4 separate regions of the Homo sapiens genome follow, and all the other regions are linked to region 3. Evidence: chromatin loops called from intact Hi-C (ENCODE). Cell type or tissue: PC-9. All regions are shown on one strand. Each heading gives the region's core, and the rest is flanking DNA. Links, peaks and the distances in the headings are about the cores only. Region 1 overlaps AGAP1 (ArfGAP with GTPase domain, ankyrin repeat and PH domain 1). Region 2 overlaps ASB18 (ankyrin repeat and SOCS box containing 18). Region 3 overlaps GBX2-AS1 (GBX2 and ASB18 antisense RNA 1). Region 4 overlaps AGAP1 (ArfGAP with GTPase domain, ankyrin repeat and PH domain 1).

Region 1 (7,684 bases), core at 941-5,940, 400 kb before region 3:
ACACCTTGTACTCCAGGCACTGCAAGCTCGCACCCTTTCCTTAGCCTCAAAGCCTTGCTCTGAGCGAAAACCTGCCCGTCCCTCAGGCATCGGCACCAACTCGGAGCCCCTTTTCCAAAATCTCGAGGCTCTCCTAGCCCTTTCTTGGCTGCAACCTCTCTGGCTTTTCCGCCAAACTGGAATCAGCCTCGGAGCAGGAAAAGCTGGGGCCGTGCTCACCTTTGCTTCCCTTTGCTGAGTACATGGTGAGTTCCCAGCACGTTTTATCATGTGAGCGTCTGCTCTTGAGAGGCCAGGCTGGATCCTGCAGAGAAACGAGGAAGTATTAGACAGAAGTGATGCTGGGCGCGGTGGCTCATGCCTGTAATTCCAGCACTTTGAGAGGCCAAGGCGGGTGGATCACGAGGTCAGGAGATCGAGACCATCCTGGCTAACACAGTGAAACCCTGTCTCTACTAAAAATACAAAAAATTAGCCAGGCGTGCGCCTGTAATCCCAGCTACTCGGGAGTCTGAGGCAGGAGAATCACTTGAGCCTGGGAGGCGGAGGTTGCAGTGAGCCGAGATTGCGCCACTGCACTTCAGCCTGGGTGACAGAGCGAGACTCTGTCTCAAAAAAAAAGACAAAAGTGATTTCCTGAGCTGCTCCGAGCTGGAGACAGAACCAGCAGACATGGGACAGAAGAAGAATTACAGGTGTGAAGCGCCCGTGTGGGGCTGATTCCCACCTGCCTCCTCGTTATCAGCAGGCAGCCTTGCGTCTGCCTCTGGGAGCAGAAACCGTTGTTTCACCAGCAAATTACGCTGGCTGTACTCGCCATGTCCTGTTGCCATAGAGGACGAGTCACAGCTGTCTCACCTGCACCCCTCCAATCGCCTTCTCAGAATCCGACGCTGGTCCTAAGTGCCTTCAGCTGTCACCTGAGCACGTTCAAGCCTCCTGCCCAGCACCTTCCTAGAGCACCGCCATTGGCATAAGGACTAGGTAGGCAGATGTCCTGATAAAGGTGCACGCTCAAGTGTTTGAGACGTTAACGAATGATGGCTGTGATGTAATTGACTCAGTTGACACATACAGAGATAGAACAAATATGGCAAAGGACTTGTATTTATTGGATATTAGTGGGTTTATGGGGTTTATCTGTTGTATGTTACATTTTCTGTACCTTTGAAATGTTTGTAGTGGTTGGAAGGAGGGGACTTCCTTGGCCCCTCCTGGCTCTGCCCTGAGCCCGCTGCCCTCACCCTCTGCCTCAGACCTGGGCGATCTCATATCTGTGTGTTTCACCGAGGCACTCACATTTCTGGCCACTGAGACCCTTTCTCTGAGCTTGAGACTTAAATATCAGCTGTGTCCTTGACATCACACCTGGGCCCCAGCTGGGTGGCCCCTCTGTCCCTGGCTCAGGTTAGACCCCTGGGCCACTCTGACTCCCCTCCCTTCCTCCCTGTGGCTGCTTGAGCACCAGGTTGTATTGGTTCATGTACCTTGTACGACCCTTGCCATCAGAGCCCTGGCCCCAGCCACCATCGCCCCGCCTGGGTTTCCTTCTGCACTTTCCACTTTGGGTATCCACCCATTTCCCCCAGTTCTTTGACCAGTGCAGCCAGCAGGGAATTTTATTTCACGTCTAATCAGACAGCATCTCTTTAGTGTCTTTCTCAGACCACCACTGTGCTGTGGGTCCTGAGAGCCAGAAGGTTCTTCGAGGTTCTTAAGAGTCCCTGTCCTCATGCTTCCTGCTCCGTGCTCTTCCTCCTGCCCCAGGCCCCTCACTCACTCGCTCCTTATCTGTGAGCATAGAGCTCCAGCTTCTGGCTTCCCAGGGAGTGTTTCTTCCCCCTCTCCTCCCTAGTTCAGTTCTGAGGTCGGAATTCCCGGCTACCATGTGGCTCCCCTGACTGGAGACGCAGTGCCAGGGTCCTCATCTGGGAAACTGGTGATGATAGAGGTCCTGCCAGTGCTTGGAGCAGGGCCCCACACAAGGTAGGACTCAGCATGGCCTGGAGATGACGGTGGCCTCTGATGGCTGTGTTCTTGGTCTAGACTGTAAACCCCATGGGATCAGGAACAACCACATCTAGACCCTCATATTAGGGATGCCAGCCCGGGCACCACATCTTTGTCACCTGCATCTCTGTGGCCTCTCCAGCCCCGTGGCAGTCCTCACTGCAGGAGGCTGGCACCCTCTCTGTGCCTCACATGGATCAACTGACTTCCCTCACCAACCCCAAGAAGCATATCCTGTGTGTATGTTTTACAGATAAGGAAACTGAGCCACAAAAGGGCCAGGTAACTTGGTAAAGATCATGCAGGTCATAAATTGCCTCACTGAGCTGGGAACCCAGGCAGTCAGCTTCGGCGCTCCCCACCCCTGTTAGGCAACCTATGAACATTTACCAAGAACACAGACTCATCTGCAAGGAAGCCTCAGTAACTTGATGAGGAGCAGCTAGAAGACTCGAGGGAGAAAAATCCTTGTAGACACATCAGTGGATTCAGGTGACTTGTGTTATTTTTAAAATACAGCCTCGCCAAGATACAATTCACACAGTCTCCAACCTAACGATTTAGCTCTGCTTTTAAGACTGTGTTGGGTTTGACTTTTTTTGAGGGGCCTCGGCCACTCTTGGGTTGTTTGTAATCTAAAAATAATTGGGGATGAATATTGGTTACATTTCATCCCGTAGGACCTTAGTCTGTCTGGTCACCACTTACCCCTCCAGGCTCTTCGAATGCCATATTTGGCTATGTGAGAATTTGTCAGAGCTCAGCTCAGCACTCAGAACCCGCTGGCTCTCCGGGTTCTGCCCTTCAGCTCTGCGAGTCCAGAGCCCAAGCTGCTCCTTGGAAAAGCGGAGGCCACTAGATGGCAGTACCGCCCTGGCTAGAGGTGCCCTTGGGGCTGAGGCTCAGACATCCCTGCCCCTGGTTTCCTTCAGGTGAGATCATCAGTAACCTACAGGCTTTGCAGACTGAAGGTGAAAACCAGTTAATGTGCTACATCCATTTTAATTTGAAAGATACAATGAATTAAATTAGGCATAAAGTGAATGTGATAGGAAACTGGAAGCTCATGGCTGAAGCCTGGACCGCTGTCAGAACTGTGCAGCCTAAAGCCGGGACCCCTGGTAGCTGCTTTGTAAAGGGCAGCAGCAGCAAAATCCTCACCACTCGTGCTTGGAATGTACGCTGCAAAGTTTGTACTTAACAGCAAATGGCATAAATAGCCTCTATTCCATTAAAGAATTGGACTGCACAATCTCCTTAGAGAAAATTTGATGAAGCGGTTCATGCAAGACCTGGAGTGATGGTATCACCACGTTAGCCTAAAAGAGTGTTTGAAATAGGAGGTGACATTCCTGGGGGGGGCTGCCCCTCCCACCTCCACCCCTACCTCCTGTTTTCACCATTTCTTGATACAGTGGTGCCTAATTTTATTTCAAGAAGAAGATAGTTTGTTGCTTTTTTTCTTTTTTTACAGCTTTAAAAAATAAGTTGAGGAATTTAGGTTTAAGAAAATTAATAGCTACAGGTAACTGCAAAAGATATCATTGGCAGATGCAGCAAAATATATATATATGTATTTCCACAGAAAATTGGATTCTGCCCATAAAACTTAGTAATACTAATAAAGACAGGTCATTACCAGTTTTAAGCCAAGTAAGCAAACTCAAAGAGATCTTCTGTCAGTGTGATTCTTGGTGGTTTTTTATTTTTTTGGAGAAGTGTAAATCAGCTTTAGTGCAGCAAGCACACCACAGATTTGCTGAAATCATTCCTGCCCCTTCTGACGGTGGGTAGAGTTGCTCGGCCAAGTAATTTACAGTGCTGTGGCAAGGTATGTTTATATTTAAGCTGTGCAACGGTGTAGCTAATGAGAAAGATAAGAAATTTATAGTCCTTGGTGATTGATAGGATTACTGCCTAGGCATTAATTGAAATCTGAGGGATCACAGCTGTGGGTTTAAGTTGGGGGAAAAATTACTTCAAGTAAAGGAAAACTTTTAGATTTGCTTCTGAACATTTTGAAGATAGTTCTCCCGCTGACAGTCTGGTTGGTGGTAGAAACAGTTGATCCTGGCCGAGGCTGGGGTAATTATACTGAGATAATGATGGTATCTGCTGTGTAGCCTCTTCAAGGTAGGTGGTTTATAAGTGTGGGAAAAAAAATTAAATACTGTGGGGTTTTTAAATGGCTTTAAAATTTTACATGTATAAGAATAAAATTCTCTGCAGCCACTCTTTGCTAAATATTCTCTGGACAATTATTTAAGACATTTTAAAAAAAGAAACCCAAACTAATAATGACAGAGGCAAACCTGTGATATTAGTCATTGCCTTAAAATTTCCACTGATTATATTTAATCTGGGTATGTCTAAAGTAATCTTACAGACCTTTCCCTACCTGTCATTTTTTAAATGTACCATTCTTGTTGAAGCTCAGTCTTGTGAAAATGTCTAAATTTTCCCATTAAGTGCTTAAAAAGTAATAAAACTAAAGTCATTAGACTTCACTCATCAGAGCTATATTGGGAGAAATATTCTTTGGTGCAATAAATCTGTCCAGGGGTTCGACATTCATATCCCTTGGATTCATTCCCTGGAAATGGACGTTTGAAGGTAAATTGCTTAAGTAGGGCAGTTTAAATTTTTAATACAATCTTATTGTAACTGTTATCACATGATTAAAGTGCAAAGGGGCCTTAGATGTTTTGTAAGATTTATAATAAATGCTCTATGATGCCTTTTCTGTGCTGAATTATGGATGTTATGACAGTTAAATGCTTATAAAGGCCAGAAAGGCACAAATGAAGAGTTGGGTCTTTATTGGAGACTAAATCACACTTATTGAATGCAGACAGTTTTTCACTGGACACGTGTTCATTCCTAGATTCACAGTCTCGGAGGCACCTAGAAGCCTTCGTAAGCCAAACAGTATCCAGTGCCTCTCTTTTCTAATGCAGTGGGCTCTGGAAGGGTAAGGCCTGAGCCAATGGAAGCTGTTTTGAAAAATACCCAAATAGCAAATTATTGTTCCCATCACCAGTTGGCTTTTTTGGGGGGAGGAGGGACTTTTTTTTTTATGTAAATAATCTCATCAGAGGCCTGATTCTCTAATGGATGCCGCTAGTGTATACGGAGTTTCCGCATTCCTTTTGTAGAATCAAGGAAGCTTGAAGCTACGTCTTCATGCATCATGGGAGCTGTGATGCCCTTTAACTTTCTAGACCCAGTGACACAATGTGGTTCCTTTCATGTTCACTGTTTGGCCATAGTTGATTGGAATTGTTGTTTTAAGGCCTAGTTTAACTGGACAGCAGGACTAACTCTTCATTTCAGAAGGAAGGCCTGCAGCCCAGGAGATGGAGCTGGGCAGGTGCCCTCCTCACGAGAGGCTACAGGCCAGACGCAGGGCACCAAGAGCATGGCATTTGATTCAAAGCCATGGTTGAGTGGATTTTCAATCTATTTGAAGGATAACTTTGGCTACTATATAGTATTTACACTCCTGCCCATTTTTTTTTTTTGTATTTTTTCCATCAAAAGAGAAATCTGTTTTGAAAACAGAGGTAATGTCTTTACCATCTTTCTCATGTATATTATTTTTTGGAGGAAGGAAATAGCCAGTTTTCTATACTTTGACAATGTCACCATTTGCCATCTAAAATTTCACAAGCTGTAATTTGCCTTTTACTTACATATCTCATCCACAGATGTATTTGAGTGTCCACAGTGAAATGGTTGCATTACTTTCAGATTACTTCCTTTAATTCTTTAGATGGGTGCTAATGGTTTGGGTTATTAACTGGCACAGATCTGAGTTCTTTTTGTCTATGCTTGTTGTTTTTTTCCCCCTTCAAAATGAATTTGCAAAAGCATCACTAGAAAAGCTTATGTGTAAACATTTATGCTAGTAATAGATAAAAGGTGCTGTGTAGCAGTACCAGTGGGAGAACGCTGAAGCCCAGAAGGAAAGTCTACCTTCTTTGGAATAACTGAATAGGAGTCCCAGTCACCTATTCCCACTTTCTCTTTAACTATCACCCTTGGATGGTATTGAGGAAACCGTATTGCATGCCTAATTTTCACAGCGTTCAGTATTAAGGTAAACCTACTGATTGTGTTTAAGTTGAAGTATACCTTTTCCAAGTAGCTGTGTAACTGGCAGTGACAGAATAGGTGTTGTATGGGAGGCAGCATTTTCAGCTGTAAGTGCAATAAATTGTGGTTTGTTTATTTTAGTTTTTAACCTTTTAGACTACTTTGTGATCGGCAGGAGATTGTGTGTGTGTGTGTGTGTGTGTGTGTGTCTAGGTTGCAGAGTGAGGATCTGGTCAGTGATTGACACTTGTTTTCAAAGTGTTCACCATGAATTTTTTTTCTTAAATACCATTTTTCTCAGTGAGCTTTGAACCATGATGTCACCAAAGACAAAGTGTTTCTCAGGCTTTTCTTAGTGAAAGATACTTTCCTAAGGTAGTTTATAGCAAGATTTGGGGATTAAAAAAAAGAGTTGAATTTATGGCCTGAAGAGTCATTATAACCTTTTACCTATAGCTAACATTTACATACCTCAGGTCAAATAAATTTAGATGTATGCTTAATGTTCTAAAAGCTCTTTGTTCCTTGCTCATCCTTGGCCGGACCAGAGAAGTTATTGATAATCAGGTGTTGCTTTCTTTGTGGTAGGACATCACCATGTTCTCATAGAGTCCTGTTAGGAAGCAGAGGACGGACTGCTGTGTGTCACTGTGGAGAGAAAAAGACCTTGTGACGTCCCTGTCATCACAGGATTCTAGTATCTTGTTATGCCAGAGATGTGGTTTGAAAACTTGTTTTTATGGACGTACCCACAAAACATTATGCTCTGTGGAAAGAGGCACGCACAGAAAAGAATGATTCCATTTATATGAAGTTCTACAACGGGCAAACTGATTGGTGATGAAAGAAATCGGAAGAATGGTTGCCAGGAAGTGAGAAGGAGGGATTGGTTGGGGTTGGGGGTGGCCCAGAGGAACTCCTCAGGGGGATATTTTCATCGTGGCTTGGGTTACACGGCATCTGTCAACATTCATGGACCGGTACAACTAAGATGTTTTGCATTTCACAGTATGTACATTTAATCTCAAAAAAAGAACCTAATAGTTAATCACGTGCATGTTGAAATGTGTGGGAGTGAACTGATGCCTGCACCGTAGTTGAATTGCATCAGAAAATGAAATGGACGGACGGACGGACGGATGGACGGACGGATGGATGGGTGGATAGATATATAATAAAGCAAGTATGTAGCAACATGTTACAATTATAAAATGTAGCCGGAGTGGAAGGAGGTGTTCGCTTTCAAATTTTTTTTGTATGCTTAAAAAATGTGTTAATAAAATATAGGGGGAAATCAAAAAAATTGTTACTACATTAAAAATGTCATTGTAGGTCTCGTACATTAAGATGGGTCCAGATAAACCTAATTTAATGTGATGTGCTTTCTCACAAGTAGAAGTGTACAGTATAATGAGGAGCCACAATTTTTACAAAAATGAATCCTGCCAGAATTAAAAGGCATACATGATTCTTTGAAGAATTTCACTAATGCATAGAAACTGCGGTAACAGAAAAGAATACTTTGACTTCCTCACTATTCCTAAATCACAGCAGATTACAGATTCAAAATCAATCAGTA
Region 2 (7,684 bases), core at 1,397-6,396, 59 kb after region 3:
ATTACCGGCATGAGCCACCGCACCTAGCCTAACAGTTATGTTCTTAATCATACCGTGTGACCTAGGTATTTATTCAAAATGCATAAAAGCATATGCCCATTCAAAGGCTGGCACACAAATGTGCATGATAACTTTGTTTGTAAAAGACCCAGACTGGAAACAATCAAATGTCTCCCAACATCTGAATGGATGAACATAACATACTGTGGTTCATCCATACCACGGACCGCTACCCAGGAATAAAAGGAATGAACTACGGACACACACAGCAACACAGATGAATCTTAAAATAATTATGTCGAGCGAGAGAAGCCAGATAAAAGACTGCAGATTCCATTTATACAAAATTCTAGAAAATTCAGACTAAGCCAAGTAATAGAAAGCAGATGCTAGGGATGGAGAGTGAGAAAGGGGCCAGTGGGAGGGAGAACCGTGGGCACCGTGAGGCCACAGGGGGAATGATAAATATCTGCCCTCCATGGACTGCGGGGTGTTGCACGAGTGTATAAGTCTGCGGAATTTATCAAATTGTACGCCTTAAACACGTGCCGCTTGCTGAATGTCAATCACACCTCGGTAAAGCTGCTTTTAAAGAGCATTGCTAGAACCTTGTTTCCTTCCTCTTTCTCAAGACTGGCGGGGGTCCACGTGGCCCCCTGATCCCCCCTCTGAACTCAAATGACCTTTCTTAGGTGGGTCCCCTGCCTGAGTCCCTGAATGCCCAGCAGTCCCGCCTGCCTGCGTTGCTGCCCCTGCTGGGCAGGACATCCAGGCAACTTTGACAGTCGGTGGAGAAGCAGCAAGGGCGATGCGGTTTCTGAGAGAGCCGCGCGGGTTCCCAGCACTAAACGTGGGCGACTTTCCTTAATCTTCCCCCAGAGACAGAAGGCCATGCAATGACAACTCCAAGGGCAGGGGCTGGAGCATTTTGACTAACAGAAAAGTCAGGATGACACAATGCAAGCCGAGAAACCCCACACGAGTCCTGTGCAAAGACAGGTGGCCCCGCTGCCTTTCCGAGACCCGGAGCACACGCTGGGAGGGCGCTCTCTGGGGACGGGGGCTGCGGGACCCCCAGACCCCGCGCCCGGGCGCGAACTAGCTGAGCGGCCGCTGGGCCTCCCTAGAGGCCGGCACAGCTCCGCTTCCGAGCGGGCCTGGAAGCCCCGCCCGAGGAGCTAACCATTTATGTCACACTGTGACAATTATTCTGCATAAAATTATCATTAAAAACCCTAATTTTTCAGCCTCCAACCCCGCCAGTGGCCTTTTAGCATCCCCGGCGCCGGCGGCTGGGCTGTGATCACCGCGCTCATTACCTCGGCGTGGCGCCTCCCGCGCGCGCTCGCAATCAAGCGCTAATTAAACCCGCGGGGGCCGGGGCCGGGGCGCGGGGCGGGGGCCGGGGCCGGGGCGCGGGGCGGGGGCCGGGGCCGGGGCGCGGGGCGGGGGCCGGGGCCGGGGCGCGGGGCGAGGGCCGGGAGGTGCCAGGTCTGGGGTCCCGGGTCAGGGATCTTGGATCTGGGTCCCGAGGCAGGGGCCGGGGTAGGGACGGGGCGGATGCGGGTCTGGGGATCCAGTGGGCAGAGTCAAGGGTGCAGGGTCTGGGTCCGGAGGCGGGGGCTGGGACGGAGGCGGAGGCGGGGTCGGCGGTCTCGTGGGGGGAGGCGGGCGTCTGGTCTCGGGGCGGGGCGGACGCCGCGGGCCTGTCCCGAGGTCCTTACCCGAGCGAGGCGGCCGTGCGGCAGAGGTGCAGAGGCGCCAGGCCCTCGGCGCTGAGCAGGTCGGGGTCGGCGCGGTGCTGCAGCAGCAGGCGGACGCAGGCGGTGTGGCCCCCGAGGCAGGCCTCGTGCAGGGCGCCGCGGCCGCCGGGGCTGGCGTCTGGGTCTGCGCCGCGGCCGAGCAGGTGTCGCACGCAGGCGGTGTGGCCGTGGGCCGCGGCGATGCACAGGGGCGTGGTGAGCTCACGCTTGTACTCCAGGGTCCAGAGGCCTGCGGGGAGGGAGGTGGGATGTAAGGTCAGGGGGAGGTTAGTTGTGGTGGTGGTGGGCGGTGTTCCTTAAGGCGGAAAGAAAGTGAAGCCGTCTCTTAAAGGTAGGTACCAGGTAGGCATGTAGGGAGAAGAGGATAGAATCAGAGACGCACACAGAGACAGAGAGCAGAGAGACACACTGGGAAGAGACAGGCGTAGACAGAGGAAGAAATACAAAGGAGAGATTGAAGGCTAAAACCGAGCTAGAGAGATGGGGCGCCGGGTATTGAGAAGCAAGAGGATTTTGCCAAATACGGGGGTGACTGGGAAATGGGGTCAGTTAAAAGCTGTCCAAGCAGGGTGCACGGTAGGCGAATTTAAGTGAGGAATTCACGTGTTCCAGGCCCTGAGTTAGGGCAGCTTGAAAGAGGAAAGTGGGTTGTGGAATTTTCCCGAATCCAGCACTCCCTTAGCTGAGCTCCAAACTTGTCCCTTTATCATTAAGAAGAGACAACAGACAAAACAAACTGACCCACACATCACCAAGGTTGTTCAAGAAAAGGACTCAGAGAAAGTTTAGCTCTCTTGCAAGTGGCTGAGTTTTCAGAAGCACACTTTGATGTGGTGGTCCACATTCAGCACAATCCTGGTTTGTTTCTTTGCGCTTTTTAGGGGTGTGTGTGTGTGTGTGTGTAGGGTTGCTCTTTCTTGAGGGATGAATGGAGCAGGTGCTATACATTTTTACTTCTCTGAAAACTTTGGCACTTTCAAAAAGCCCGTGGAAGGTTGTTAGCGGCCAGGAGCGCTCGTGGAAATGGGGGATGTAGTCCCTGGTGAATACACATCAAGGGGCAGGATTTCACATGGCAGGAAGGCCTTCTGATAATGATGGAAGAATCGATACTGTGGCTGTAATGAGCCGCAGAGGAGACCCTTTTCACAGGCCACCTCCTTCCCAGGACCCATGCTGAGCAGCCTTGAAAGTCCATTCATTAATTACCTACCCGCATGTGGTGCCGAGTTCCAGCCGCCCTGAGTCCCCAAGGCCCAGCCTGGAGCTTGTTGTGCACTCAGTGGGGGAAGGGGGGCCTGTGGGACTGGCATGGAATGGTGGTGGCCAGAGGCCCCAGGGACATGGACCTGCATGGGTTTGAGCTGCCCTTCCCAGTGAAGACCAGGTCGGATCTGGAGGGGGTGATGGATGTAGTCTATCTACATTGTTATCCCCGTGATAACAATAACCTACATTCCTGCAGGTGCCAGCTCTTGGTTTTTTGATTCGATTTGTTTTTCTGAGAGATGAAAACTACTTACTGCCTTCTCTGGGAAATGCTAAATCCCCAACCCAGCCCCACCCTACCCTAGCGCTCAGTAAACCCACCCTGGATTCCTGAGTCTTCTCAGGGACTGATGGGGAGAAGCCATAGGTGGGGATCTAGCTCAGCCACAGTGTGGGCCAGCACCGTCTCCAGGTCCTTGGCGATGCAGTCAGGAAGTCTGAATCAGCTTTCTGTAACTCCCGCCCTCTGGTCCCAGTTCTGCCACCAGGAGGGACGTGAATTAAGGCTCAGGAAGCCGGAATCAGCTTTCTGTAACTCCCGCCCTCTGGTCCCAGTTCTGCCACCAGGAGGGACATGAATTAAGGCTTCTCTGCATGTGGTGTGTCCCTCTAAGCATCAGCTCCCCCATGTCAGTGCTCTCTATGACTGTGGGCTGGATGGGCCAGCATTCTATCACGGAGGGGCACCGAGGTGGTGGCCACTGGGGACCTGCTCCCTGTACTCAGATCAATCCCTTCCCCACCAGGGGAGCTGGAATTGGCCACCGGGAAGTCTTTTCATGGGAGAGCACATGGGGCCACTGCTTTCAAACAGGGTCTGGTCGTTTCTGCTGCTGGATCTGCTGCAGGGCAGTCAGGTGTCTGTGCCGGAGGAGGCTGGAATCCAGGCAGCCTGAGCTTGCCTCCCTCTCTTCCCAGCCTGTGTGGAGGCCTTGGGCCACTACTCACTGTCCGGGCTGCCGTTTCCTCAGTACCAGCCCACATCCCTTTGCTGTGGGCGTGCTCCAGTATCCTGTCGTCCAGGTGTACCACAGGACAGCAGCAGAACTTAGGGGTGGGAAGATTCGGGAGGGAAGGAGGAAACTGATTTTGGATACAGAATGTGCAAATGATGGGTGAACATGACTATCTATTTGAAATTGTGACATTTGTGTGTGTGTATGTCCAGGGCTGCCGTTGGTATTTTTGGTCTGGGATAGGTGAGGGAGAGGAGGCCCAGAAGGGGTCGGCTGCGACATGCAGCCCCAACAGGAACTGCCATTTGCCTTTCCTGCAGCCCCCACCGCCTCACTGGTTGGCAGGAGCTGCTCGGCCCTCTGACAGTGTTTTGAGTTTATTCTCTTCTCCCCGTGTGAGGTATAAACAGAACTGTGTCAGTTCTTTGGAAGCCAACCTTCCGCATTCTTTGCCTGCCAGAGCTTAAGAGTCAGGGACATGGGACACTGGCCGCCGGCCACTGACCTCAGATTCTCAAATCCCATGGTCTGGCAGAGCTGCTGTAGATTCCAACGCATGTGAAACTTCTTGGTAAATATGTTGCATCTGAGCTGGTGGCGGGTGGGGTGCCCAAAGCAGGGTGCCATCCGAGAAAGCCCCAGATGCAGCATGGTGGTCAGCAAGTGTCTGCACATCTTGAGTGGGCAGGGGGAGGAGGGGACCTCTTTCCACTTGGGAGGTCTGCTTGTCCGCCCAGCGCACAGTGACCATGTTCAGGCAGCAAGAGCACCTGCAGACACGTATGAAGTCAGGACCTCTGGTTTCTTCCTTTTTCCTTCCCCATTCTTGGGATTCCCCAGATTCCAGGAGGAGGATCTACAGAGAGTCCTGGGGTCCTGCCTCTACTGATGCTGGCTGTGCCCCTGCTGTAGCTGTGGCATTTGCAGATTCATAAAGGACCTCACACAGAGCTGTGTGCCAGAGGCTGCTCCGGGCGCAACTGAAGGAGAGACTTTCCTTCTTCAGCACCCACCTCCCTGGCTGCCAGATGCAGGCACGGGCAGCTCCACACCTAAACCAATGCTCCTTTGTAAAGACAAGAGGCACACCCAGCGTCATCGGATAGGCATTCCCACCAATCGCTGCTTTGCCTTTCCAACTGGATCTCTTATAGGCCATCACCTAAAACCTACACTTTACTGCGAGCAAACTTCATCAGATGTCCTTTTCTTGTGTACGTTAAACCCAGTGCCACTGTGCCCAGTCTACACACGGGAGCCTTACACTCCCAGAGAGTATTAGTAGCCCCTTAAAAATAAATGACTGAGCTTTAAAGAACAAGGGTACCTGATAGTCCAAACGTGGCTGGAGATTTCACCTGCCATTCCATCTCATCCTTATTGATCTCAAACACCACGTTGGCATCCTGGAAGAACTGGTCCATGAGGGGCTTCAGATGGTCGAGGTCCCCTGCGACCAGGGCAGTGTGGTACTCCTGCACCGGGGACCCTGCTCTAGCTTGAGGATCCTTCTCTGTCTTTTGAAATATTTGAAGTTTTCCTCTCACTGGCCCTGGCTGTCTCTCCATTGAGATGCCGTCGATTTCAGAAGAGTTCTTCAGGAACGGGAAAGATGGTCTTATGGAGTGTGAGCTATTTCTATTGTCATTACTCAATTGTCATCCAGTTGGGGCTCGATGGTGGTATATTTATAACTCCTGTGGGCTCCGATGTGATAATGGTTACTTGATATGACCAGGGGCATGTGAGCACTGGGATGCCGCAGTACTCAGCCACCCTCTTTGTGATGATACAGATGCTAACTCTGGAGACAGACACATCTGGATAGCTCCAAAGCAGCTCTCCATGCACCGAGGGCAGACTCCCAGCACACATTTAATTGTGATGGACTCATTTATCCTGCTGTTGGGCAGATGATTCCCCAGTCTTAAATAGCATTGCATTTACCTGTTTATGTGGAGTAAGTGACTCACTTACAAAAATGACTTTGGTGACCAGAATACTTAGCAAATAAGTAATATCCTCTCAGATTTTTTTTTAAAGTACTATATTTGGAATCTGGAAATAAAAGTCTTATGCTCAGAGGAAAGAAACAAGTATTTATGAAGCACCCGATGTACACCAGTTGCTTTTTAAGTATTACCATATTTATTTCTTTACTCCCAATAACAACCACATGAAGGAAATAGCATGGCCACGGCCGCCTGGCTAGTTAGCAGCTGTGCTATGATTGGAACCCATGTGCGTCTGTCTCAAGAGTCCATCCTCTGTCCCCCACGCCACTCTGCTGGCTTCCAGTTGCATCAGGTAGGACCTACTCAGAACTGGGCCAGCACTGTCAGGAGCCACTTTCCAGAGAGGCCTCTTGGCTGCCCAGGATTTAGTCTTTCTCCAAGCGAAGGCGGTGCCAGGTAGCAGGACCTACTCTCAGGGTGATAGGGCTGAAAGGGTCTGTCTGCTGTCACTAGTTGGCGATCTCCACTCCCAGCTCTTGTATGGTTTGGGTGCTATGAATTGTTTGTACATTTATAAATAGTTGGGAAAAATCAAAAGAAGAATAATATTTCATGATACTCACTGCACCCTCCACCTCCTGGGTTCAAGTGATTCTCCTACTTCAGCCTCCTGTGTAGCTGAGATTACAGGCATGTGCATATCACCACGCCCTGCTAATTTTTTTTTAAATTATTTTTCGTAGAGATGGGCTTTCACCTTGTTGGCCAGGCTGGTCTCAAACTCTTGATCTCAAGTGATCCGCCCACCTCGGTCTCCCAAAGTGCTGGGATTGCAGACATGAGCCACTGTGTCTGGCCAATCCCAGCACTTTGGGAGGTCGAGGTGGGAGGATTTGTTGAGTCCAGGAGTTTGAGACCAGGCAAGATAGCAAGGGTCCCCCCATCTCTACAAAAAAAAAAAAATTAGCTGGGCATGGTGATATGCACCTGTGGTCCCAGCTATTTGGGAGGCTAAGGTGGGGAGGATCACTAGAGCTTGGGAGGTCAAGACTATAAGGAGCCATGATTGTGCCACTGTACTCCAGCCTGGGCAGTGGAGTGAGACCCTGTCTCAAAAAAAAAAAAAAAAAAAAAAAAAAAGGGCTGGGCGCAGTGGCTCACGCCTGTAATCCCAGCACTTTGGGAGGCCGAGGCGGGTGGATCACGAGGTCAGGAGATCGAGATCATCCTGGCTGACACAGTGAAACCCCGTCTCTACTAAAAATACAAAAAATTAGCTGGGTGTGGTGGTGGGCGCCTGTAGTCCCAGCTACTCAGGAGGCTTAGGTGAGAGAATGGCGTGAACCCAGGAGACGGAGCTTGCAGTGAGCCGAGATCGTGCCACTGCACTCCAGCCTGGGCAACAGAGCGAGACTCCATCTCAAAAAAAAAAAAAAAAAGAGTAATTACTACCTGAAATAAGTGAAGCTTGTCTTTCTCGGTTTGAAGAGTGTCTTTTAGCTTTTTTTCCCATCCATGTTCTCTGTTGCCATGACCAGTGATGAGCAGATGTGTGTTCCAAGGGTTGTGGCCACCCTGAGGATGTGTGAAGGAGGCCCCACTGGACACTGAAAATGACCAGGTTCCAGATAAGTGTCCCTGGGTGTTAGGAGGCTCCATAGGACAGATGCGGGGTTCCCAAAGACATGATCTGGGGCCCTGGTACCTGTGAGTTTCTTCCAGGGACAGAGAACTGATCCCT
Region 3 (7,684 bases), core at 1,660-6,659:
GTGTCTCAAAAAGGGGATAATTAATATAGCACGAGTTGATATGGGCACTGGGCACTGAACTCGATCGTGTAGCACACGTGGGCCGGGCGCCTGGCCCAGAGAGGATGCTCAGGAGGGCAGCTGCAGGAGCGAGCACGCTGCAGGGCGCTTGGGGAGCGCGGGCCAGCCAGGGGCGAAAGCCTGTGCTCTCGGAGTGAGAGTAGCCGTGGGAGGGCAGCCTCTGGGCTCCAGATTCTGGGGCATTATTTATTTATTTATTATTAATTGATTAATTAATTTTTGAGACAGAGTCTCACTCTGACACCCAGGCTGGAATGCAGTGGCGCAATCTCGGCCCACTGCAACCTCTGTCTCCTAGGTCCAAGCGATTCTCCTGCCTCAGCCTCCCAAGTAGCTGGAATTACAGGCACGTGCCACCACGCCCGGTTCATTTTTGTATTTTTAGTAGAGACAGGGTTTCGCCATGTTGGCCAGGCTGGTCTCGAACTCCTGACCTCAAGTGATCCACCTGTCTCGGCCTCCCAAAGTGCTGGGATTACAGGCGTGAGGCACCGCGCCCGGCCTCTGGAACATCTAAAAACAGACCAGAGGCCACCCAATGGAACAGGATGCAGTGTGACATTTCACAACATACGACGCCTCTCCTGGGAAGGGAGAGCTCGCGAGCGCCTCTACTGGGTGGGCGCAGCGCCATCCCCATTGCACGAACCGAGACGGAGGTGCGGAGGCCGTGTCTGGCCCTGGAGAGTCCTCCCTCTGTCGTCTGCTCTCAGCACCAAGTCTGGCATCGCCAGGGCGCCAGGCACGGCCTTCCCAGGGAGAAGCCTTTTCTGTCATTTTTGATTATTTTACTTTAAATATGTGTGCAAAACCTTAGCTACATTCTCGTGGGCCAGGGATAGGCAACGCGTGCACCTAGACCTCTTGCTTGCCCCCACACTCCGTCTCCCCAGGGCCACCCCCTCAACCCCCCCATGCCATCAGAGTTTTGAACACCGCTGGAGATGGCGGGGGGGAGGGGGGCGAATTTGGAGGCGGGACCCGAACTGCCGGCCAAGGACCAAGGGCTGGCCTCGCCCTTCGCTCCCACTGGGCACCGTTCTCGCCGCGGGACCTTGCCTTGAGCGCGCCCCCTGCGGGCCGCGGTGGGGATTGGCCCCTTGGAAAGAGGGAAATAGGCTGCGCGCGCCGGGGCGGGAGAGGCGCTGCCTCCAGTCCTCCCGGGTGGGGGTCTCCCCTCCGAGATCCCCGAGGGAACCCGTCCCGTGCACTACCGGATTTCCGGTCTCTGACCAGCTGGGGCTTCATTTCTACGCGTGCTTTTACTGCTCTCCTCCTCCTCCGGCGGTTTTTTTTTTTTTTTTTTTTTTTTGAAAGGAGCAAACATCCCCAGCTTTAATGCGGCCCAATTATCTCGTTTGCACGACTTAAAATGTTTCTCTTTAACTCATTTCAATCTAGTAAATATGCTTCAGCAAGTAGCTAATTTCTCAGGGATGGCTTCGCCTCGCCATTTGCATATAAAGCGCGTCGGGGCCCGGCCCCTTCTCCGAGTGCGCGAGTCCCTTCTTCCGGTGCGCGGGTGGCAGGCAGCCAGGCCTCCTAGTCCAGGGAGGTCGCCTAGGTTTGGCCTAGGGAAGGCGGAGTCTGGGGTCCGCGACAGTGCCTGGGGACCAGGGTGGCAGGGAGGGCAGGGAAACTTGGGCCGGGGAGGGACCAGGACCTTCTGAGCCCCCCAACTCCCCCGCCTCCCCGGCCTCCGCCGTCCCTTATTCCGAGGAGGGGCGCCCGTGGGGTAACACGTTGGCGCGAGGGTCGGGGGCGCATTTATCCTTAAGTGCGTTTATTAAATCGCGTCTGGAGATGGATGGACGTGGATACAGGAGAGGAAATCTCAGGGCTCAGTCGAGCAATCTCCTGGCTTTAAATTCCGAATAAAAGTCTCAAATATTCCCGGGTCATGGGGGCACTGTCTCATTAAAACCACTCTCGTCCTGAAACTGCAATGCAGACATTAAAGTGCAGTATTTTTCAATTAGAGCTGACGAATTCAATCAAAATTCCATAGATTAGGATGAAATGAGGCATGGGTCATTTACAGGGGAATTTAATTGCCGAGCCATTAGACAAATAGTATATTTGCCATTCCCGCGTTATCCATCATTTTCGACATCAATACCGGGGCCGCATCTCCCCGTCCCGCGGCCGCCCGGCGTCGGCTGTAAACACTCCCTTCCCTGTATCTTCTGATTATATCTGATTTCATTTAGGGCCATGGGGGATTATAAATGTTCACGCAATCAAGTTCATTAGGACTTCAAATCGCATTTCTGATTGGGATCGCTCTGCCGCCGTCCTCCCAGCGCCTTTCAAACCCCAGCGCTTGGCTTTCAAAACATCTTTTTGAATTTAAAGCCTCACATCCTTTTGTCTTCCGACGCCCCCTCCCGCCCCACCCCTCCCGGCGGCTGCAAGCTCTTCGGGCCTCCTTCCCGGGGCAACAGCCCTGAACCCCTCTTGCTGCCAGCGGGTCTGGGGAGGGTGGGGCTGGGCTCCGCAGGCTGTCGGAACCCCCTCCCACGCCGCGCAGCCGCGGGGCGCTCGTGTCCCTGAAGCCTGAGCTGGGCGTGGAGGACAGGCCCCGCGTGTTCGCGGATCGCGAGTGGGGGCCAGCCCCGCACCTCCCGTCCCGGCCGGGCGCTGCGGGTAGGGGGAGCGGAGCGGAGGGGGCGCCTCCCACCTTTGAATCTCCTGGCTGAGGGCCTCTGGGCAGCGATTACACCCACCCTTGGGGACTGGTGCTGGGGACCCCTTCCTGGGCTGGTCCCTTTCACTCCAAAGCCCCAGGTGAAGGCGGTAGCCGGTGGAGCAACGCGCTCTTCCTATCAGCAAACCCAAGAAACAAAGGGGGAGGCTCTTCTGGGGAGAGCGCGACAAGAAAGGCTCAAGACATCCCTTCCAGCACAGCTGAAAAATAATAGCTTAATATTAACTGCTTCTCATAAAAATATACTTTCACAGAGACACAGTTACAAGAAGCAAACCCTCATTTTATCCCGTACTTTGTGCTCATGGCTGTTAGCTGCCTCAGTAATTTAATTGGAATGGAACGTGAGAAATGTGTCATTTTTGAAGAATTTATGCATCACTTCCTAGAAATCTCATTGTGTTAACTAGGAGCCTACTGCGTTCTGTTTAGAACCCATAATCACATTTTTATGTGTCTGTATTACGAGTTAATGTGACCTCCTGTCTTTAGCAGATAAAAAAAATGTTCTCTTGCGATAACATCTGTATCAAACTCTGGCTTACATCAAATACGCCACAACCCTGGTTTTCCAAGGTTCTCCAAACTTACGAACTTTCTTAAGAGCAGGGAAAATAAATGTGAATGGAAAAAGCGTCTACCAAATGAATAATTACCCGCTAAATTAAAACCCTGTGTTAAACATAGTTGACAGCAAATACTGCATTCTCAATCATGTTTTTTGCTTACAAATTGCATTACAAAGAAATCCACCGTTTTTATCGGAGTGATTAAGCAAAGAATGTTAGGACTGCAGAAATACCATTCTGGAAAATTAGATGAAGGCTGAAAACCCAGCTAGTTACATTGCAATAGTAAATGTATAATTTTGTTAAAGAACACGTTTAACACACAAATGAGGATTGGGATGTTATTATGGTATCATAAAAAATTCAACTGAAAATTATATTTATTTATAAACACATTAACTATAAACTGCACATATTTAATACAAAGGAAGCAGGCAATTCCATAATCAATATTTTAATTATTGAATTTTTTATTATGGCAGCACGATTCTATATGATAGTTTACGAATCTGTAGTTTTCGTAGGCTCCCCTCCCCTTTATCATGTGAGCTAAGATCTTCCTGTTTTCCTCCTTTTTAAATTCTGGGGAGAGTAGGTTGGTGGGAGAGGGTAAGACCGTTTGCTTATGGCGCCACCTGCAGGCCTCTCTGAAAATGAATTTCAATACCTATTCAATCTTCCGCAGGGTTCTAGATTCCTCAGGCTTATTTTAGCAATTTAGTGAAATTAATTTTTGTTTTAACAGAGAAAGATGTTAACAATTTCAACGCAAATCCCGGAGTTTGAAAAGGATTTTGATGTTCTCAAACTACACTTAAATCCTAGAAATGAGATGCAGTATTGACCATAATTGAAATACAGGGGTTTCTGCATATCCCATCTGGACATAACAAATTTGACTAAGCAGTAATTTATCCTTAAAATAATGGAATAAAAGATACAACATTCCTGATTTATCCCTTGGCCCTTGGGCAGCCCTTAAAAGATGAAAAGCACTTGGCAAGCTAATAGCACCCGAAATTGTAGTGATTGAGCAGCTTCTTAGGTGCCTGGCGTGGACAGGAGGTGGGGGCACTGGAGTGGACCAGCTCATTCCGCAAGCCTGTATTTTACACCATTTCTGCAGAAGGTTAAGTGTTCTTTGCAAAAGTTCAACAGCCTGCCCCATCAGTGTGTGTCCAAAGGGTCATTTCAGAGATTGGAAATTTGACAATTATATACAGTTAACTGGGATCAGCAAATGCTCCATAGACTTAAAGAGTCAGTGGCTTTGATTTTCTTTAAACCATACTGAGTCGATGATTATCAAGTAACTTAAATCAACGTAAATATACTAAAAAGGCAGGCCTAATGCTGGGTTCAGAGTTTTAAACATAACACGTCACACAGTACTGGGTCTGTGTACTAATTGCCTGTGGACTGTGGATTGTGTCTGATGGTCCAACCATGAATGTTTCGTCCTGTCCTGGACATGGTTGGTGCGGACAGAGGCCAGCCTCCCCAGGACCAATATTAGTGGAGAGCTTCATTTGTGTATTTTATTTTTTTGAGATGGGGTCTCACTCTGCCACCCAGGCTGGAGTATAGTAGCACGATCTCAGCTCACTGCAACCTCTGCCTCCCAGGGTCAAGCGATCCTCTCATCTCAGCCTCCTGAGTAGTTGGGACCACAGGCATGTGCCACCACACCTGGCTAATTTTTTGTATTTTTGGCAGAGATAGGGTTGCCCGGGCTGGTCTTGATCTCCTGAACTCCAGCAATCCACCTTCCTAGGCCTCCCAAAGTGCAGAGGTTACAGGTGTGAGCCACTGTGCCCAGCCACTTCTTTTTTAATTCTCTGTCGTCAAATGACAAGTAATAATCAAAGACATTCAATAAAAGTTGGAGGCAAAATATTCCTCTGTTGTCTTTTTTTTTTTTTCTTTGACACAGGGTCTCACTCTGTCATCCAGGCTGGAGTGCAGTGGTACAATCATAGCTCACTGGAGCCCTGACCTTCCAGGCTTAAGTGATCCTCCTGCTTCAGCCTCCTGAGTAGCTGAGACCACAGGCGCATGCCACAATGCCCGGTGAATTTTCAAATTTTTGGTAGAGATAAGGTGTCACTGTGTTGCCCAGGCTGGTCTTGAACTCCTGGGCTCAAATGATCCTCCTGCCTCCCAAAAGGCGGGGATTACGGGCATGAACCCCTGTGCCCGGCCCTCTGCTATCTTTTTTTTTTTTTTTTAAAGTAGAAACAGCCAGTAAACGCATCCTTTACTCTTTTGTTACTTTCTGAATTTTGAGCTGTGTGAATGTGTCATTAAAAACTAAATTTGAAATTAAAGGAAATAATTTAGGCCTTGTAGAATTGAGTTTAGGTAATACACTCAGTGAGAAAAAGAATGATGTTCAGTGTGAACTGTGTAAGAAAGGAAAACGTTTTTAGACCCTTTAATAAAACAAACAAACCAACCAACAAACAAACCAGAATATATTTTGTTCACTGGAAAAGAAGTAAGCCAAGATAATTCTAGTCTTAAAGTAGAATGCCTCTTTAGATGTTTATCAACTAGCTTACCTCCCTCTCTCCTTCTTTCCCTCCCTGCTTCTCTAATTGCCTCCTTTCCTTTTCTTGGTTTTGTCTCCCTCCTCCTTGTCTTCCTCCTTCTCCATCTCCTCTTCTTCCTCCTTCTCTATCTCCTCTTTCTTTTTGTTCTCTTTCTCTCTCTTTTTTTTTTAGACAAGGTCTCACTTTGTTACCCAGGCTGGAGTGCAGTGGTGCCATCTTGACTCACTGCAAACTCCACCTCCCAGGCTCAGGTGATCCTCCCATCTTAGCCTCCCGAGTAGCTGGGACTATGGGTGCATGCCCCCACACCTGGCTAATTTTTTGTATTTTTGGTAAAGATGGAGTTTCACCATATTGCCCAAGCTGGTCTCGAACTCCTGGGCTCAAGGTATCCACTCGCTTTGGCCTCCCAAAGTGCTGGGATTACAGGTGTGAGCCACTGTGACTGGCTCTTTCTCTTCTTCTTATTGATATGGTTTGGATGTTTTTCCCTTCAAAATCTCATATTGAAATGTAACCTCCACTGTTGGAGGTGGGGCCTGGTGGGAGGCGTTTGAGTGATGGGGGCAGATCCCTCACGAATAGCTTAGCACTATCCCCTTGGTGAGGGATGAATTCTTGCTCTGGTGGTTCACGTGAGATCTGGTTGTTTAAAAGAACGTGGCACCTGCCCCCTCTTGCTCTCACTCCTGCTTTCACCATGTGACATGCCTGTTCCCCCTTCACCTTCCACCATGATTGAGCTTCCTGAGGCCCTCACCAGGAGCAGATGCTGACACCATGCTTCCTGTATAAGCTGCAGAACCCTGAGGCAATTAAAACTATTTTCTTTATATATTACCCAGCCTTAGGTATTTCTTAATAGCAATGTAAGAACAGACTAATATAGAAAATTGGTACCAAAGAGTGGGGTGTTACTATAAAGATACCTGAAAATGTGGAAGCGACTTTGGAACTGGATAATGGGCAGAGTTTGTAAGAGTTTGCAGGGCTCCAAAGAAGACAGGAAGATGAGGGAAAGTTTGGAACTTCCCAGAGACTGGTTAAATGGTTGTGACAAAATGCTGATAGTGATATGGACAGTGAAGGCCAGGCTGAGGAGGTCTCAGATGGAAATGAGGAACTTACTGGGAACGGGAGCAAAGGTATAACTGGTCACCCTTGTTATACCTAAGCAAAGAGCTTGGCTGCATTGTGTCCATGCTCTAGGGCTTTGTGGAATTTGAACTTAAGAATGATGACTTAGGGTATCTGGTAGAAGAAAGTCTGTTTTTTTTCTTTTTCTTTTTCTTTTTTTGAGATGGAGTCTTGCTCTGTCGTGCAGGCTAGAGTCCAGTGGCATGATCTTGGCTAACTGCAACCTCTGCCTCCTGGGTTCAAGCAATTCTCCTGCCTCAGCCTCCCAAGTAGCTGGGATTACAGCCACCTGCCACTGTGTTTGGCTAATTTTTGTATTTTTAGTAGAGATGGGGCCTTACCATGTTGGCCGGGCTGGTCTCGAACTCCTGACCTCAAGTGATCTGCCCACCTTGGCTTCCCAAAGTGCTAGGATTATAGGCATGAGCCACTGTGCCCAGCCTGATAGAAGAAATTTCGAAGCAGCAAAGTGTTCAAGAGGCAGCCTGGCTGCTTTTAACAACCTACAGTTAGACAGGGAAGCAAAGAAATGACGTAAAGTTGCAACTTATATTTGAAAGAGAATCAATGCATAAAAGTTTGGAAAATTTGCAGCCTAGCTGTGTGGCAGAGAAAGAAAAAACATTTTCAAGGGAGGAATACAAGCAGGCCATTAAGCA
Region 4 (7,684 bases), core at 1,067-6,066, 410 kb before region 3:
GGTGTGTGTGTGTGTGTATGTGTGCGCGCGCGCGCACACGTGCACCTGCCGTGTTTGAAAAAAATGGACTGTCATGCATTGTGAGACTTTATAGCATACTCTTTCACATACACGTGGAGCATCCCTAATCTGAAAATCCAAATCTTAAACTGGAAATGCTCCAAAATCCGAAATGTTTTGAGTGCAGACATGGCACACAAGTGCTCACGCAGAATTTCGGATTCCAGGTTTTCAGTTTAGGGATGCTCAGCCTGCAAATATTCCACAAAAAAAAAAAAATTAAAACACCCTGGTTTCCAAGCATTTTGGACAAGAGATCCGCGACCGTGAAACTTTTCCCACCCTGTGGTTATTGATTTTTGCACGGCATTTCCTTGAGCAAACAGAACAGCTTTTGGACCCAGTCTCCAATTAGACATTTGGTTGGTTTTTTATCCCTCTGTATTTGATTTAGATGAGTGCTTCCGTGCATGGTTTTCTTTACTGAAAGCTGTGTCTCTGTCCTTCCTAATTTCCCGAGGATCCATCTCTGGAAGTGAGACTGTGTGTCCACATCCTTCAGAATGTTAAGGCTTTGAATCCTTGGTGTTGACTGGCCTTCCAGGAGACCTGTCCTAATTCAGCGTTCTCCAGCAGCTGCCCTTTTTCTGCACCTGGCCACACTGGGTATATTCATTTTGAAAACCTCTATCAGTTTATACACAGAAGTATTATTTCATGTAAGTCACCCCCAAATATGAAAATAAGTCCACGTCCTGTAATCTGTTTTGTTATCTGATTTCCCACCTGTCCTAGGTAGGAAAGGTGTACTCCTGAGGATGACACGTGGGACCCAGGCAGTCCTTGCTGCTCTTACAGATGCGCGCTTTTGGGGTCATCAGGCGGTTGCAAAGGTGGGAGCAGCCGTGCTCCCCAGAATGCTGACAGCACAGAGCACTGGTCTGAAGATCTGTGTGTGGCTGTGATCCGTGCGTGGCTGTGACCCGTGCGTGGCTTTGGCCCGTGCGTGGCTCCGGCCCGTGTGTGGCGGTTGCCCATGTGTGGCTGTGACATGTGGAGGCGAACTTCCACGGCAGAAGTGCCATGCTTCCGTAAGCTCTTCCGACTGGTTGGTAGGCGCTTTTATCGGCACATGAGCACCTTACAGACAAATATCTGAAGTACACTTCAAAGGAGGCAAAGAAAAAGCAAAACTGCCAGTTCCTTGAGCATGGCTGTGTGTCGTTGGTGCTCTGAAGGGCTTGAGAATCTCTCTCTACCCTTCATTTTCATGCACAGAAACCGATTTTCAGGGAAGAGCTGTGGCCCACCACGGTCGCTTCAGCCCCTCCCCGTTGCCCATGTTTATTCCTTTTCTGCCTTTCCTCATTGTCCATCTGGACTGGGGATCTTGGTCACGTAGATCCATGTTTCCCAGGCACCTAAAGCACATCCCCCCCACTTTGGTGATCGTAAAAATCTGTTATTCCATGTTTGAAATATCAGGATTTCAGAACTCAGTCACTGACAGGTCACTGCCACAACAGCTAAAGAATTAAAACCCAAACATGTCTCCTTATCTCTGCTGCGTCCTGAGTCGGCTCGGCTGCCTGCATGTTCCCACCCCTGATGGGGGCACCTGGGAGCGCCCGTGGGGTGGGGGCATCTGGGAGCGCCCGTGGGGTGGGGGCATCTGGGAGCGCCCGTGGGGTGGGGGCATCTGGGAGCGCCCGTGGGGTGGGGGCATCTGGGAGCGCCCGTGGGGTTGGGGGCATCTGGGAGCGTCCGTGGGGTTGGGGGCATCTGGGAGCATCCGTGGGGTGGGGGTATCTGGGAGCGTCCGTGGGGTTGGGGGCATCTGGGAGCGTCCGTGGGGTGGGGGTATCTGGGAGCGTCCGTGGGGTTGGGGGCATCTGGGAGCGTCCGTGGGGTTGGGGGCATCTGGGAGCATCCGTGGGGTGGGGGTATCTGGGAGCGTCCGTGGGGTTGGGGGTATCTGGGAGCGTCCGTGGGGTGGGCGTATCTGGGAGCGTCCGTGGGGTGGGGGTATCTGGGAGCGTCCGTGGGGTTGGGGGTATCTGGGAGCGTCCGTGGGGTGGGCGTATCTGGGAGCGTCCGTGGGGTGGGGGTATCTGGGAGCGTCCGTGGGGTTGGGGGTATCTGGGAGCGTCCGTGGGGTGGGCGTATCTGGGAGCGTCCGTGGGGTTGGGGGTATCTGGGAGCGTCCGTGGGGTGGGGGCATCTGGGAGCGTCCGTGGGGGTGGGGGTATCTGGGAGCGTCTGTGGGGTGGGCGTATCTGGGAGTGTCTGTGGGATGGGGGCACCTGCGAGCGCCCGTGGCAGCTGCTTTGCTTTCCCCATGGGTGGTAGTCTCACGCTGCCCCCACAGGCCCGGCCCCTCCAGTGGGAACATGTGCCTGCACTTTTTAGTCGAACATGTAAATTAATCAGCAGCAGTCCAGCCTAAAAAGAGAAGCTGAACACTGTTCGTTTGGGGGCTCATCGGCTCACTGCCGCGTGGTCAGTCCTGGTGCCGTGAGCACAGCCAACCGGACTGTACCACATGTTCCCTTCTCCCTGGGCTGAGCAATCGCTTCCCCGCTAAATGTTCGGCAGCACTTTGCCTTGTACGTGTCTACGTCTGCAGGAGGGGCTGTGACTCATCCCCAGCCAACTGTATTCCAAGCACAGCCATAGTTCAGAGTGAATCTTTATGGTCTGTGAATTCTGGAGTTTCAGAAAACTCTCTCATTCAACGTTGTGAGTAAACCGTAAGAAAAAATATTGAACACCAACATAGTCATCTGGGTACTGGGAAATACTCCCATGCCCGCACCAAGATTTCATTATTCAATGAAAAGTCCAAGGTAGTGCTTACATTTCTGGCCTGACCTCTAGATGTGTAGAATTTCAGAGCTGGAAGGACAGAGACCCCACCTAGCTCGACCCTTCCCTTCACAGGTGGACAGGACCGGTCTTGTCAGATAGAGTGTTTAGTAGCAAGGCAGGTGCTAGAAATTAGGTCTGTATCTTTTGGCTGCACAGTTCGATTCTTGTTTTATGAATGTCGTACTTAGAAGCCATTGGCTACATTAAAAAACTTGGTAGTGAGCTAAAATAAAATGCTCCTTTAAGTTATAATTGTTTTTAGTAAAATTTAAGCCATTTTAACACAGGGTGCTTGGATTAAATGCAGTACGATAACACATCGATTATTTTTATAAGCTAACTAATAAAAATTCACAGAGCGTTTTCTGCATGCAACAGAATATGTGGGTAACAGGACATTGGGTCTGTGACAAGGTCTGAGCTAGAAGGACCGTATGGCCCATGAAGCACAGTGTATGCAAGTGCTGTTGTAATTTAGTAAACCGCCACTAGGGGGCATTGAAAGCGCGTCTAAGGATTATTCTCCTGCGCAAATGTTTTCCTTTTGCTGTCACCATGGAGAATACAGATATAATAAAACACACTGGTTTAAGAGACCATTTAGACCTGTAATAAGATACACTCCGTAAAGCGTGTGAAGTTACTGGATCAGCAGCACACAAATGCAGAAGTAAAAAAGTTTCATTCATTGGAATGAGGAGGAGAACACAATTAAAAAGATGAAATGTTATATTCTGTGGTTAAAGAATTCTACATTCTGTGGTTATATATTCTGTGATTTTGCCCTGCATGTAACTTTACAGAAGAATCAAAGAAAAGTTGGCCAAAGATACAAAGTTTTTCTTTTGTATTTTTTTGAGAAGGAGTCTGGCTCTGTCGCCCAGGCTAGAGTGCAGTGGTAAGATCTCGGCTCACTGCTACCTCCACTTCCTGGGTTCAAGCAATTTTCATGCCTCAGCCTCCCGAGTAGCTGGGATTATATGTGCGTGCCACCACACCGGCTAATTTTTTTTTTTTTTTTTTTTTTGTGAGATGTAGTTTTGCTCTTTTGCCCAGGCTGGAGTTCAGTGGTATGATCTTGGCTCACTGCAACCTCTGCCTTCCAGATTCAAGCAATTCTCCTGATTCAGCCTCCCAAGTATCTAGGATTACAGCCCGCCACCACGCCTGGCTAATTTTTGTATTTTTAGTAGAAATGGGATTTCGACATCTTGGCCAGGCTGGTCTCAAACTCCTGACCTCAGGTGATCTGCCCACCTTGGCCTCCCAAAGTGCTGGGATTGCAGGTGTGAGTCACTGCACCCTGGCCTGATACTTCTTTATAGAGTATAATAAATGGACTTATTATTTAGCCCATCATTCTCTCTTAACAGAATGCACCAAGAGTTTCTCTGGCTTGAGTGATTGGCCAGGCACCTCACGTTAGCGTCTGCAGCCTTGAATCGGGAGGCAGGTTGGGCGCAGGCTTCTCGTGCGCACCAGCGAGCACCCGGGCCAAGCGTGGAGGCTCTGCGGGCTGGGGGTCCGGCCCACACCATCAGCCTCTGTGCAGCCGTTGCTTTTTCCGTTGACCAAAGCCATGACCTTACCTTTATGCAGTCGTGTTCAGAGAGAGATGAAGCCTCAAAGGCAAAGTCAGACTGACACTCCTGGGAGCATGACGGGAGTTGATCATTTTTTGGAAATGTAGATATTCCGTTTACAAATCTAAGCACCGTTACCAAGAGTGGTAAGTTTCTGCAGGCAGTAGGACCTTTCCAGAGGATTAGCAGCTGCTGTGTTCCCTGTGGGGTTGGCAGTGGGCTGGGGGCACAGCACGGATGGGATTGTAATGTATACCATTTATCTTGGTATAGAATCTTCCAGTTTCTTGTCTTTTTTTTTTTTTTTTTTTTTTTTTGAGACACAGTCTCGCTCTGTCGCCCGGGCTGGAGTACAGTGGCGTGATTTGGACTCACTGCAACCTCCGCCTCCGAGGTTCAAGCAATTCTCCTGCCTCAGCCTCCCAAGTAGCTGGGACTACAGGCACCCACGCCATCATGCCCGGCTAATTTCTGTATTTTTAGTAGAGACAGGGTTACACCATGTTGGCCAGGCTGGTTTCGAACTCCTGGCCTCAGCCATTCCACTCGCCTCTGCCTCCCACCGTGCTAGAATTACAGGTGTGAGCCAACATCCCTGGCCAGAGTCTTCTAGTTTTTGAAGGTTTTTTTCTTTTCCCTCTTAGTTTTTCTTACCCTAAGATAGAGGGCTTCTCCCTACCAGTTTTTCGTTTGTTTATTGTTTTCACCCTTTATTTTCTCTCACTACACAAGGTTCATTAGAATTTGAGAAATTGTAGCATCTCATATTAGAACACTTTCAATTTCTATATTTGTAAAATGGGACTAATTGTATTTTCAGTACCTCAAATGAGAAATAGATCCAATCACAAACTCAGTATTCTTCAAACATTTTCTCTATCAGAATATGTACAAATTGAATGTCTAGAATTTATAAAGATTTTGGAGAATTTTACTACTTTCAGTATATAGAGTAGTGAAAATTTGGCAGAAAGTCATGAGAAAAGAAGTTAAGTAAAAGTGGGTATTTCATCAGAGCGGAGAGCCACATTCCCCTTAGGAGGGTAGCTTTCTCAAAGTAGTCTTTTAGTGCCAAAGGACAATGTTTTACCATCCTCTAAGATGTAGGGCATTCTGTGGGGAGCCAATGGGTAGAGCTGGGGCCCAAGGTTCAGGTGTTGCAGTCGAATCAGTAAACTCCGGCGGCATCCAGGGATGTGCACGGTGCCGGGGCACATTCACAGAACCTACCTGCAGGTGGGCACGGCTTTGTAGAGAGGGTAGGCACAGCCGCCGTGGGATGAAGCCTGCTCCCAGCACTGTTAGCGGTTGACAGTGTTGTCGGGGATCTGGGCAGCCATGTGGGCCAGGCCCCAGTTTGGCCAGCGCTGCAGCTTCCTCTCTCTGATTCATCGAGTTCCCAGATCTGTTTCTTACAGAAGAAGAAACACCTGCTGCCGAAATACAGTTTGAAAAACCCTGATCTCAGAAATAGGATTCCTGATGACAGACCTTAGCAAATATTCCAATAATTATACCAACTGTACTAAAGATCCCAGTACTCGAGTAATTCACCATAAATGAGTGAAAATTATTCAACTGGATTAGAAATTGCCAGCCTTGGATCCTTTTCTCAGATATTTTGTTTTCCTGGGTATTTTCCCTCTTCTGGGTTCTTAGTGCCCGTCCCCCGTAGCTCCGTCACACAGTCCTGTTGCTGCTACCTTGGGGCCCAGGCGTGTCTTTTGTCCCCCAGTGCCTGGCACGGTGCCCTCCAGGAGTACTCCTGGGATTGGTGGCAGGTCATGCAGTCATTGCTCACCAGAGCCAGGACATGCCTGGGCTGCTGAGTGGGGCGTGCCCAACTCTTTCTGCTTTGAGTTTTCTTTTTCCTCCAGTGGCAAGGTTTGCGTGGTCTTCACTCTTTTGCAGAAAATTGTTGGCATTGCATCATTGGCTTATGCTACTAAATAATGTTTTAAGGAATTGGAGTTTTGCGAGGAGATGGTGACAAGCCTCACTCAGGTCTTTGGTTTCTGTCCTCCTTCCTGGGCAGGCCCTTTGCCCAAATGGTTGTTAAAGAAATGCAAACAGTTAGTTGTTCCGTTCATGCTGTTGCGTGAGATAAGTTAGGATGCTCTTGAAGAAGTTTAGTGACATTCAGAGGAAATCCTTCCAACACAATATACAATTAATTGCTGTAAAATATCGTGGTCAAAATCTCGGGGAGGCAGTGAAAAAAAAACGAAAGCAGTGACTAAAGGGCATCTCCAGGTGCCGCCTCTCACCTGGTCCTGGATCATGGGGGAGGCACAGGCGACGCTCCGAGGCAGCCTGGCTTGTGTTAGCTGAGTTCTGCTTTGGCACAGGGGAGGGAGGACATGGCCCTCGGCTGCCAAGGAGCATCCAGTCCTTTCCAAGGACTTTGGTTTTCCAGAGTTACACTTCACATGTATTTCTATTAAGATACACACTTATGTATGTTTCATATATTAGCAAGTGTATCTCATATCTTCTGAATACACACATTTAAACATGTTTTTGTGATTAAAATAACTTGTTTGTAAAAATACAGGAAACTGTAAGACAGCAAGTAAAAATCACCTATAATCCCACCTCCTAGTAATAACACATATATATACACACACATTTTTTTCTTTCTTTGTTTCTTTTTTTTTTTTGAGACGGAGTCTCACTGTATCGCCCAGGCTGGAATGCAGTGGTGGGATCTCCGCCCACTGTAAGCTCCGCTCCCCGGGTTCATGCCATGCCATTCTCCTGCCTCAGCCTCCCCAGTAGCTGGGACTACAGACGCACGCCACCCCACGCCTGGCTAATTTTTTTTGTATTTTTAGTAGAGACGGGTTTCACAGTGTTTGCCAGGATGGTCTCGATCTCCTGACCTCATGATCTGCCCACCTCGGCCTCCCAAAGTGCTGGGATTACAGGCGTGAGCCACCACGCCTGGCCTCTTTCTTTTTGAGACAGAGTCTCACTCTGTCACCCAGGCCGGAGTGCAGTGGTGCCATCTCGGCTCACTGCAACTGCCGCCTCCTAGGTTCAAGTGATTCTCAAGTGGGGGCTCCGGAGGGTTCCTGCATTGCCCATGATGGATATTCACGCAATCATAAAATCTCCTAAAGTAGAAGATTTAAATAGAAGCTTAAACTGAAGGACAAGGCTTAGAACACTCAGAATCATTTCAGACTTTTATTTAAACTGCTTAGAAAAGCTGGTGGATTTTGAGAAAAAAA

Evidence for each region. Peaks named below come from ENCODE experiments on the same cell type or tissue, not always from the same donor. Only the 100,000 strongest peaks of a DNase experiment are listed, where the experiment ranks them.
Region 1: a loop joins it to region 3, with 15 times the contacts of the local background. A loop is called at or near these places in 97 of 110 quality-filtered maps.
Region 2: it touches region 3 in a loop (4-fold over the local background); 3 of 110 quality-filtered maps call a loop at or near these places.
Region 4: a loop joins it to region 3, with 17 times the contacts of the local background. A loop is called at or near these places in 91 of 110 quality-filtered maps.

What each region holds. Positions count from the first base shown.
Region 1 is chr2:235,776,738-235,784,421 of GRCh38, forward strand. The region is part of intron 6 of AGAP1 (ArfGAP with GTPase domain, ankyrin repeat and PH domain 1); the gene reads left to right. LOC105373942 (a long non-coding RNA gene) reads right to left here. Exons shown (of 4, transcript XR_001739943.3): 2 at 6,577-6,753; 3 at 220-304. Among named protein-coding and RNA genes, the nearest start is that of TNRC17, 260 kb to the left of the region's middle. In PC-9, for the core only: a CTCF peak has its summit at 2,876 (motif pointing right); a DNase peak (open chromatin) is centred at 2,874.
Region 2 is chr2:236,235,965-236,243,648 of GRCh38, forward strand. ASB18 (ankyrin repeat and SOCS box containing 18) reads right to left here. Exons shown (of 6, transcript NM_212556.4): 2 at 5,316-5,438; 3 at 1,725-1,992. Among named protein-coding and RNA genes, the nearest start is that of ASB18, 25 kb to the right of the region's middle. RefSeq lists an enhancer at 2,543-3,173. In PC-9, for the core only: no CTCF peak of the experiment used is centred there; DNase peaks (open chromatin) are centred at 4,457 and 4,807; H3K27ac peaks cover 1,003 bases.
Region 3 is chr2:236,177,089-236,184,772 of GRCh38, forward strand. The region is part of intron 1 of GBX2-AS1 (GBX2 and ASB18 antisense RNA 1); the gene reads left to right. Among named protein-coding and RNA genes, the nearest start is that of GBX2, 13 kb to the left of the region's middle. RefSeq lists silencers at 498-792, 998-1,292 and enhancers at 2,234-2,751, 2,752-3,267. In PC-9, for the core only: CTCF peaks have their summits at 3,960 (motif pointing left) and 4,159; DNase peaks (open chromatin) are centred at 3,143 and 3,953; H3K4me3 peaks cover 2,008 bases; H3K27ac peaks cover 1,955 bases.
Region 4 is chr2:235,763,035-235,770,718 of GRCh38, forward strand. All of the region lies in intron 6 of AGAP1 (ArfGAP with GTPase domain, ankyrin repeat and PH domain 1), which reads left to right. The region is part of intron 3 of LOC105373942 (a long non-coding RNA gene); the gene reads right to left. Among named protein-coding and RNA genes, the nearest start is that of TNRC17, 250 kb to the left of the region's middle. In PC-9, for the core only: CTCF peaks have their summits at 3,398 (motif pointing right) and 3,597; a DNase peak (open chromatin) is centred at 3,407.